Regions from separate parts of the Homo sapiens genome. Here region 2 is linked to region 1. Evidence: chromatin contacts called from ENCODE Hi-C or POLR2A ChIA-PET data. All regions are on one chromosome and are shown on one strand. The core of a region is the stretch at or near the end of the contact, and the rest is flanking DNA. Distances in the headings are between cores, read along the strand shown.

What was found. A loop is a pair of places that touch in the nucleus more often than their neighbours do. ChIA-PET counts read pairs that join two places held with the same protein, here RNA polymerase II (POLR2A).
Region 2: a loop to region 1 is called in a map of chondrocyte, with 7 times the contacts of the local background. The contact joins the promoter of LINC03011 here to the enhancer-like site in region 1. A Hi-C loop is called at or near these places in 1 of 168 maps with a recorded cell type or tissue (chondrocyte). POLR2A ChIA-PET finds 5 or more read pairs at or near these places in 4 of 52 experiments (BJ, H1, HEK293 and 1 more).

Annotation. Positions count from the first base shown.
Region 1 is chr7:66,279,463-66,284,552 of GRCh38, forward strand. All of the region lies in intron 2 of TPST1 (tyrosylprotein sulfotransferase 1), which reads left to right. Among named protein-coding and RNA genes, the nearest start is that of TPST1, 77 kb to the left of the region's middle. Within about 2 kb of position 2,474, at least 15 of the 41 ENCODE cell types and tissues checked have a DNase peak (open chromatin) inside an H3K27ac peak, as active enhancers do.
Region 2 is chr7:66,490,611-66,495,700 of GRCh38, forward strand. It overlaps LINC03011 (long intergenic non-protein coding RNA 3011), which reads left to right and starts at 3,022. Exons shown (of 2, transcript NR_134573.1): 1 at 3,022-3,127; 2 at 4,645-4,864. RefSeq lists enhancers at 611-1,216, 2,711-2,920.

The DNA of each region.
Region 1 (5,090 bases), core at 1,224-3,723:
GTCTAATGGTAGTTCTGAGTTCTTTGAGAAATCTTCGAACTGCTGTCCACAGTGGCTAAACTAATTTACATTCCCACCAGCAGATATAAGCATACTCTTTTCTTTGTTTTGTTTTGTTTTAAAACTAAAGCTTATTCTGGCCAATTTACTCTACTATTTTCTAATAACAGCTCATAGATCAGAAACGGTCTTTGTTTTAAACTTTCCTATCCATATGAAACACAATGATGTTGGGGTAAGAGGGGCCTTTTCTCTAAATGAAAATACAATACTTATTCTGTATAATTCTAGAGGGCCCAGAGATGTGGAAATAATGTATTTGTAAGAATTATATTAAACAATCTTTATTTGATAAATAGTACCTTACAATCCTAATGCTATCTATCAAGCTTCAGTAAGAGCAATTTCAGCATCAAGTAATGAACAGTAGCTAAACTGACAAGAGATCAATCAAAAGGGCTTTAAATGGAGCAGCACCAGCTGATGTGCTGCTAAGGCTCTGGGCATTCAGGACTCTCCTATGGGGAAAACGGAATCAAACCAGCAGGTGCTCTGGACCTAAGCCTTCACATCGTGACCTGCCTCCCTCCTGGGGGTGTGGTGGCCCACAGTCCCCCTGGCATTTCTCGGCCCTTGTGGGCTGCAGACGGAAATCCTGGCACCAAAGGACAGCTTGGGAAAGGCTGAAACTTGACCTCACAGTCAGCTGGCTTCTGCCTATTGTGGTCATTTTCTTTCCAGAGCACCTAGAGCACTCGCACAGTGGACGTGGAAGCCACCCAGCATTCTTGGGCTGTTTTCTCATAGAAGAGGACCTTCCTCTAAGCATTGGAAGCGTCTTTCTCCAATTCCTGGGCCAGATCTTGGGCCATCTTCTTGTAGGTCATGGGTCTGACACACATGGTTCAAGTTTTCGTGGCTATTGTGAATGGGATTGTGTTTTTGATTTAGCTCTCAGCTCGGATATTGTTGGTGTATGGAAATGCTATTTTTGTACAATGATTTTGTATCCTGAAACTTTACTGAAGTTGTTTATCAGATCTAGAAGCTTTTGGGCAGAGACTGTGGGGTTTTCTAGGTATAAAGTCATATCGTCTGCAAATATGGAAGATAGTTGACTTCCACTCTTCCTGGATGCCTTTATTTTTCTTACTACTCTATCTAGGACTTCCAGTACTGTGTTGAGTAGGAGTGGTGAGAGAGGGCATCCTGGTCTTATTCTGGTTCTCAATGGGAATACTTCCAGTATGGTATGCTTCCAGCAGCACATCAACTGGTGCTGCTCCCTTTAAAGCACTTTTGATTGATTTCTTGTTAGTTTAGCTATTGTTCATTACTTGATGCTGAAATTGCTCTTATTGAAGTTTGATAGATAGCATTAGAATTGTAAGGTACTATTTATCAAATAAAGATTGTTTAATATAATTCTTACAAATACATAATTTCCACATCTGTGGGCCCTCCAGAACATTTCAGCATGTTCTGGATGTTGGCTGTGGGTTTGTCATAGATATCACTTATTGTTTTGAGGTATGTTCCTTCGATGCCTAGCTTGTTGAGAGTTTTTAACATGAAGGGATGCTGAATTTTATTGAAAGCATTTTCTGTGTCTATCGAGATGATCATGTAGTTTTTGTCTTTAGTTCTGTTTATGTGATGAATCACATTTATTGGTTTGTGTATGTTGAACCCACCTTGCATCCCAGGGATAAAGCCTACTTGATTGTGGTGGATTAGCTTTTGATGTGCTTCTAGTCTCTGTTTCCTAGTATTTTTGTTGAGGATTTTTGCATCTGTGTTCATCAGGGATATTGGCCTGAAGTTTTCTTTTTTTGTTGTATCTCTGATAGGTTTTGGTGTCAGAATGATGCTGACCTCATAGAATAAGTTGGCAAGGAGTCCCTCTTCCTGAATTTTTGGGAATAGTTTCAGTAGGTTTGGTACAAGGTCTTCTTTATACATCTGATAGAGTTTGGTTATGAATCCCTCCTGTCTAGGGCTTTTTCTGGTTGGTAGGTTTTTTAGTACTAATTCAATTTAGGAACTCATTATTGGTCTGTAGAACACATTTTCACAAAGTTGAATTTCTATTGTATATACATTTTAAAATCTTCTTTCACAAGACATGACCTGAGCATTTTCTAATAGTGAAAGTCTTTGAAAACATGGTTTTTAATGGTATTTCATTACATGTTTTACTGTAATAAACCTAACCACTTGGATTATGTACTCTTTCACTCATTCCTTTTTGCATATCTGTTCCATCCCCTATGCTTTAATATGGAGGATTTGGTTTCTTGTAGTAGTTGCTGGGTATCATAATTCAGACCTGTGGTTTGGCAGTCAGCCTGGCTGTAGTGTTTAACTGAGTCTCGTGGAAGATCCATGCTTAAAATGAATGTCGTGGAGAATTGTATTCACCTCAGTCATTCAAGACTTTGGCATAGACCCCATTCCTTGAGGAGGAGTTGCCGCCACTGTGACTGCCACAGACGGAAGGAAGCCTGGGCAGTTGGGACTGGGGAGAACTTGCTGAGTCACAGATATCTTGTCTCAGTGTGCATGGGCCGTGTGTATTGAAATGTACCAGTCTGTGAGGCACTATGTTTTGAGGTCTCAGTAAGCTAAAGGGGTGTAGAATGGTATCTAGTTCATACCGTAGTATGCTTTAGATCTAAGTGTTGGTTAATTCTGTAAGGACTGAAGGAATAGGGGAGATTTAATGAGCTCCTTGCAGTCTGCAGGTTATTATCGAGAAAAGAAAATTAGGCTCTCAGTTCCAGGCCCATTTCCCTCTAATCACTGTGTCCTTTTGAACAAAAGTTGGCAAACTTTTTCTGTAAAGGGCCAGATATTTTTAGCTTTGCAGGCCATATGATTTCTGTTGTAAGCATTGAGCTCTTCTGTTATAGAGCAAAAGCAGCCATAGGCAGTACAGGAACAAATGGCCATGGTTATGTTCTAGTAAAACTTTATTTACATAACAGGCAGCAGGCCAGATTGGAGCAATAGTTGTCAACTCCTGCTTTGAAAATGTTTTGGAAACTGTGTCTCCGTCTGTTAGTGGTCATTATCCTCAGTCTCTTAGGATCAGAGTTTTTCTTAGATTACAAAACTGGATCATACAGACCTGACTTCCAGGTCTGCGTTCTCTCCACTACACTTTGCTGCCTCTTAGAAAAACATAAGCTAAATAACTAGAACCCATGGAAAGAGGGAAAAGTGAAGCCCAGAGAGCTGATGCGGGACTAAGAGGCAACTCTGAGAGTTTCAATGTGGAATGTTTGTGTGGCTCCCCAACCAGACCGTGACCTCCTTGAAGATTGGGACTGCATCGTATCTTGTTCTCATTTTCTATTTTATTTTAATGATCTATCCTTTGGGTTGAACGAATGTGTTTCTTGAACCCGATAAGTGCAACACTGAGTAAACACTTGTTTCTTTTCTCCCTTCCATCCTCCCAACTTAGTAGCTTCAATACATTCTTAGCTCTCCTCACTTGCTATTCTCTAACCATACCACGTGGCTGGGCACGGTGGCTCATGCCTGTAGTCCCAGCACTTTGGGAAGCCGAGGTGGGCAGATCACCTGAGGTCAGGAGTTCAAGACCAGCCTGGCCAATGTGGCAAAACCCCACTAAAAATACAAAAATTAACTGGGTATGGTGGTGGCCTGTAATCCCCAGCTACTCAGGAGGCTGAGGCAGGAGAATCGCTTGAACCCAGGAGGCAGAGGTTATAGTGTGCTGAGATTGCGTCACTGCACTCCAGCCTGGGTGACAGAGCAAGAGTCCGTCTCAAAAAACAAAAACAAAAAAAACCCCAGGTTATCTCCATGAATGTGAATATTGATGTGGTCCTTCTGTCAGGAAGACATCACCTGAGACCACACACAGAAAGCCTATTTTTCCTTAGGATACAGTCCTACATCAGGGTTGACAAAGTTTTTTTGTAAGGGTTAGATAGTAAATATTTTAGATTTTGCAAGCCATATGGTCTCTTCCTCAGCTACTCAACTCTGCCGTTGTACTACAAGAGCAGCCATAGACAATCTATACATGAATGAGTGTGGCTGTGTTCCAGTAAACTTTACTTATGGATATTGATACTCAGATTTCACATGATTTTCATGTGTAATGAAATGTGATTATTTTTATTTAAAACATTAAAAATGTAAAAGCCATTTTTTGCTTGCAGGCCAGACAAAAACAGGCAGTGTGAGTCAATTTAATTTAATGTGTGACTCATAGATGCTAACCCTTGCCTTAGCTGCTTAGTAACTTGCCCTAGTCATGTGTTACCCCATGAAAAGAATGGCCTACTTCTGTCATATTGTCTCTAACCTCTGTCATTTCATTTATGATGCTATGTATTATGTGTACCTTTGTCTCTCTTGCTGGATTCTGAGTATCTTGAGAGGTAGGCCATGGCCTAGTCAGTCATCTTTGTATCCTTAATATCAAACCCACATAGTGGGTATTTAAGAAGTGACTGTTGAATTTGAATTTTATGCTTGATATATATAAAATGTCATTTCTGCTGATCTTAAAGAGAAACACTTGACTGATATGCATAGGTTTCCCATGTTCTTCCCCTTGAGAGGCCATAGTTAACTGCATTTGCTGCTAGCGGCTCTTGTAAACTCAGTGGTTATACAGCAAAGCCTTTGCAAAGTCTTTTATTTTAGAGCTCTTTTTCAGACAAGAAATGATTATACTTTTTCTTCAAATCATTTATTCAATCATAATGATAAATATGGCTTTCACTATTCTGATGAAGCAGAGCTACCATCAGTGTGAAATAATAATAGCCGTTGTTTAGTGAGCATCTACTACATTCCAGTCAATTCAGATTTTTTCTCTAGATTTTTGGTGACCTTCTGATTACTATTAATTTACATTTTTTTTATTGTTCTCTACATGTCAAACAAAACAAAGCAACAATATCAAAAACCCACATGCTTTTTCTTCATACTGTCTATATTATTGAATGACAGACAAACATCTGTCCTTCAAGTCAAATATTAATTAATCATAGACTCCTTTCTCTTTTTCTTCACCCCGCCTTATCTAATTGGCCACTGTCTTAGCT
Region 2 (5,090 bases), core at 1,772-4,271, 210 kb after region 1:
GGTGGCAGACAGCTGCAGTCCCAGCTACTTGGGAGGCTGAGGCAGAATTGCTTGAACCCAGGAGGCAGATGTTACAGTGGGCCGAGACGGTGCCACTGCCAGCCTGGATGACAGAGCAATACTCCGTCTCAAAAAACAAAAACAAAAACACCAGGTTAAGAGAGACCCCAGACCTTACAGATACAAGTTTAACAGGGACCCCAAAGCAAAAAATCCCAACCCTTTTTCTCCCAATCATTGAAACACCAGGAGGGTGTAATAGTTTTGCAGCCTAGCTGTAGTAGGCTGATGCCCCCAAGATGCCCACATCATAATCCCTGGAACCAGTGAACATGACCTTATATGGCAAAAGGGGCTTTGCAAGTATAATGAAGTTAAGAGTCTTTGGCCAGCTTGTCCCCACAGGGTTTATGTACTCACCTGGATCCTTATAAGAGCAGAGCAGGTGATGGAGAGCGGTGGGAGGTGTAGTGATGAAAGCAGGAAACGCGAGTCATTCGAGAAGGGCAGCACAAGCTGAGGAGTACAGGCCGCCTCCAGGGCCAGGAAACGGATTCTCCCGCAGAGCCTGGAAAGGCACTGACCCTGCTCCCACCTTGACTCAGTGGGACTGACTTTAGAATTCTGGCCTTCAGAAATGTAAAGGAATACCTCTATGCTGTTTTAAGCCACTAAGTGTGTGGTAATTTATTGCGGCAGCAACGGGGAACTAGTATTGTAGTGAAGCCTCAATACCCACCTGAAGGGGCCAGGCGCAGTGGCTCACGCCTGTAATCCCAGCACTTTGGGAAGCCGAGGTGGGCAGATTACTTCAAGTCAGGAGTTCCAGACCAGCCTGGCCAACATGGTGAAACCCCGTCTCTACAAAAATTAGACAGGTGTGGTGGCGCATGCCTGCAATCTCAGCTACTCAGGAAGCTGAAACATGGGAATCACTTGAACCCGGCAGGGGGCGGGGGAGGGGGTGAAGGTTGAAGTGAGCCAAGATCATGCCACTGCACTCCAGTCTGGGAGACAGAGTGAAACTGTGTCTCAAAAAAAAAAAAAAAAAAAAAGGAAAAAAGAAAATGGCTTTGGCAGAGGGGCTGGCCAGGCAGTGCCTTCCCTTGGGTTTCTCCTGGGTAGGCCTCTGCCATGAGGAGGCGCTTCCTTCTGCCTGTCCATGGCCCACAGCAAAGGAATGTCTGCTTCTGGGGGTTGGATGGGGGACTGCTGGCAGAACTGGAAACCTTCTTCAGGTGGGTTTTTTTTTTTTTTTTGAGACGGAGTCTCACTCTGTCACCCAGGCTGGAGGGCAGTGACACAATCTCAGCTCACTGCAACCTCTACCTCCCCAGTTCAAACGATTCTCCTGCCTCAACCTCCCGAGTAGCTGGGATTACAGGAGCATAGCATACCTAGCTAATTTTTGTATTTTTAGTAGAGACAGGGTTTTGCCATGTTGCCCAGGCGGGACTCGAACTCCTGGCCTCAAGTGATCCACCTGTCTCAGCCTCCCAAAGTGTTGGGATTACAGGCATGAGCCACCGCCCCCAGCACTCGTCAAGGTCTTTGATGGCAGGTTTTTCCAGGTGATCAGTCCTTGTCTGGTCTGGCTCTGTCCCACTCTCCCTCTCACCAAGTTCGAACCCCTAGCTAGTTTTCAGAGGAGTAGAGTGTGTACCCCAATCCCAACTGGGTATGGTTCAGATCTGCATTTAACTCATGAAGCCTGGCTGCTCCGCAGGTCCTGGAGAAAAAAAGAGTCTCGCTGCAGGTATGATACAGGACAGGCTTGTCCCCAGGACCCGCCTGTCCCCAGGAAGAGGGAAGCCCAATGTCCCACCAGGTTGGCAGGGCTGGGGAAGGGAAAGTGTTATAGTAGCCCCAAGACTAAAAAGAGGCAGCAGAGGGAGCAGGACAGTGCTCCCATGGAACTCAAGCCGCTGCCTGAGTGAGGTGAGGGAAGAGTGCACCCACTGACATCAGGGGGCAGAGAGGTGCGGTTCCAGCGCGGCTTTTCCCCTTGCGTCTTGCCATGTGACTCTGATCCCCTCCAGGTGAGCCTGCCCACTTTGGGCCCAGGGTTGCCGCTGGGGCCTGTACCCAAAAGCAGCCCCCCATGGCCATGACCCCACTCCCAGGAGTGGGGCAGAGCAGGGAGGAGTCCTGGAAAGAGGAGACGCAGGGACAAGAAGGAATGGGCCTCAAACTCCAGGAGGGGGACCTTCTCATGGGTCCTGTTTTCTGGTCTCTCCTCGCTTACCCCTGGGCTGATCACCCTGGGAAGAACTGAGCCAAGGTTTCTCACCCTCAGGTCCAAGGGGTTCAATTACCGGGCCCTTAGGGAGATGCGAGCCCCCTAAAACGATGCAAAGTTCCTGGCCTAATTTTTATATTTTTAGTAGACATGGGGTTTCACCCATGTCTACTGATCGGAATGCCTCGAGCACACAAAATGTTGGAATTTACAGGCGTGAGCCAACGTGCCCGGCCAGCCCTATTTATTTCAGCCTATACATTTTGCACTTGTTAAAAGTATTTGAACATACAATTATCATGTTTTCTTTAAGCAGTCCCTCCCTGTTGTACACTTGGATAGTTTATTTTTTTAGACAAGGTTTACCTCCGTCTCGCAGGATGGAGTGCTGTGATGGGATCATAGCTCATTGCAGCCTTGAACCTTGGGGTTCAAGTATCTGGGAAGCTGAGGTGGGACTACAGAGATGGGGTCGCGCCATGTTGCCCAGGCAGCTCTTTAACTCCTGGCCTGAACGGATCCTTCCGCCTCGGCCGAGCCTGGACATAGTTTTCTAGTTTTGACCCACAGAAACACTGTGCTGGGTCGGAGTTTGTCAACCACCCTTCTCCAGCCAGCAACACACAGAACATGGCGGGGAAGTCGCGGTTACCAGGCTCCACTCCGAGGAAAAACCAGCGCAGCTCCAGGCACTGTAGCGCCACTGTGACGTCGCCGAAGGCCGGCGCTATTACGACGCCGGAAGGCCCGCGCCTGTGACGTCAGCTGAGGCGCGCCCCTGTGATATCTCACAGGCCCGCCCCTTCTGTAGAACCAATCGGAACTCGAGGCGCAGCGGCTGGGTATTCCAGGAGAGCGCATGCGCAGACGCATGGCCACAGACTGCCGGTCAGTGTCAGCAGGCGGTGGGTTAGGGTCCGCAGGCCCAGACCAGGCCGCCGACACCAATAAGCTACAAGGAGGAGCTTTACCGCTGCCTGTACTACTACTGCCTGCGCTACTTCCCAGCCTGCGGCGTAGGGCGCAGCAAGGGCCTGACGCTTAGCGAGCAGGCGCTGCGCACCAAGCGGCTGTCGCCTGGAGGGCACGTTCAGGCAGAAGCTCCTCAGTGGCCACAAGTCCGCTAGCTCCGGCTACAGCCCTTGCCGCACACTCGCGTCACCTGAGCCTGTGTAGGTGCGCCCCCCAACTCCTCCCCCAGCCAGGTCCCGGGGACGCCGGCAGCGTCCCCCACCCCTGGCGCCGCTCATCCTGGGCAGGATCGGCCCCGTCTGAGGCTGCACCGCATTAGGGAGCTGCACCCCTCGGCTTGACCTCTGATGGCCGTTGCAACAACATCAAAGCCTTTGGAACTTTGTAGGGGGTACGAGGGGCTAGGAAACCAAGAAAACATCTTTTTAAAAATATAAGCGATCGGGCCGGGCGCGGTGGCTCACGCCTGTAATCCCAGCACTTTGGGAGGCCGAGACAGGTGGATCACGAGGTCGGGAATTCAAGACCATCCTGGCCAGCATGGTGAATCCCGTCTCTACTAAAAATGCAAAAATTAGCCGGGCGTGGTGGCGGGCACATGTAATACCAGCTATTCGGGAGGTTGAGGCAGAGGCAGACAATTGCTTGAACCCGGGAGGCAGAGGCTGCAGTTAGCCGAGATCGTGCCACTGCACTCTAGCCTGGGCGACAGACCAAGACTCCGTCTAAAAAATAAAAAACTATATATATGTGTGTGTATATATATATATATATATGCGATGGAGCCCGGGAGGTTGAGGTTACTGTGAGCCGAGATTACACCACTGCACTTCAGCCTGGGTGACAGAGGGAGACCCTGTCTCTAAAAAAAAAATATATGCAAGTGAGAGCTTTTCTTCCAGTGCTCATGCTCAGACTGAAGAAAGTTATTGGGCCGGCCCAGTGGCTCACACCCGTAATCCCAGCACTTTGGGAGGCCTAGGTGGGCGGATCCCTTGAGCTCAGGCGTTCCAGACTAGCTTGGGCAACATGGTGAAATTCGGTCTCTACAAAAATACAAAAAATTATCTGGGCGTCGTGGTGGGCGCCTGTAGTCCCAGCTACTCAGGAGGCTGAGGCAGGAGAGTGGTGTGAACCCGGGAGGCGGAGCTTGCAGTGAGCGGAGATCGCTCCACTGCACTCCAGCCTGGGCCACAGAGCGAGACTCCATCACACACACACACAAAAAATTAGCTGGGCATGGTGGCACGGGCTTGTAGTCCCCTCTGCTTGCGGGGCTGAGGCGGGAGGATCGCTTGAGCCCAGGAGGTGGAGGCTGCAGTGAGCGGTGATCTCGCCACTGCACTCCAGCCTGGTCGACAGAGTGAGACACTGTGTCAAAAAAAGAAAAAAGAGAAAGTAACTGATCTGTGTTTTTGTCTGATTTCCTACAGGATGCCGAAGGACCTGTTCAAAGTATTTTCTGTAACTCCAACTGTAACTTGGTTCTAGGAGGAGAGAATCCATGTTTGGTCAACAGAACTTTTCGCCGCCACTTAAGTTTACTGCTTCAATATCTTTTCCTTACTAATTGATTGTTAATTAAGTAGTGTCCAAGTGAGTTAGCCTTTTTAGGGTTGATTAATTAAAAGAGCAGCAAGAATGGCATTTTAACTCTTCTGGTTTTTGGGGTTTTTTTTTCAGTTACTATGATAACTCTTTTCAAGTCCACAAATGATTTGTTCTTAGCTGTAAAGAAGAGGTCAGAAATGTAAGTGGGGAGAGAACAAAGATAGGAATATGTGTAAGATTTCTACCTAAATGTTGGCAGGGCACGGTAGCTTATGTCTGTAATCCCAGCACTTTGGGAGACCTAGGTGGTCGATCGCCTGGAGTCAGA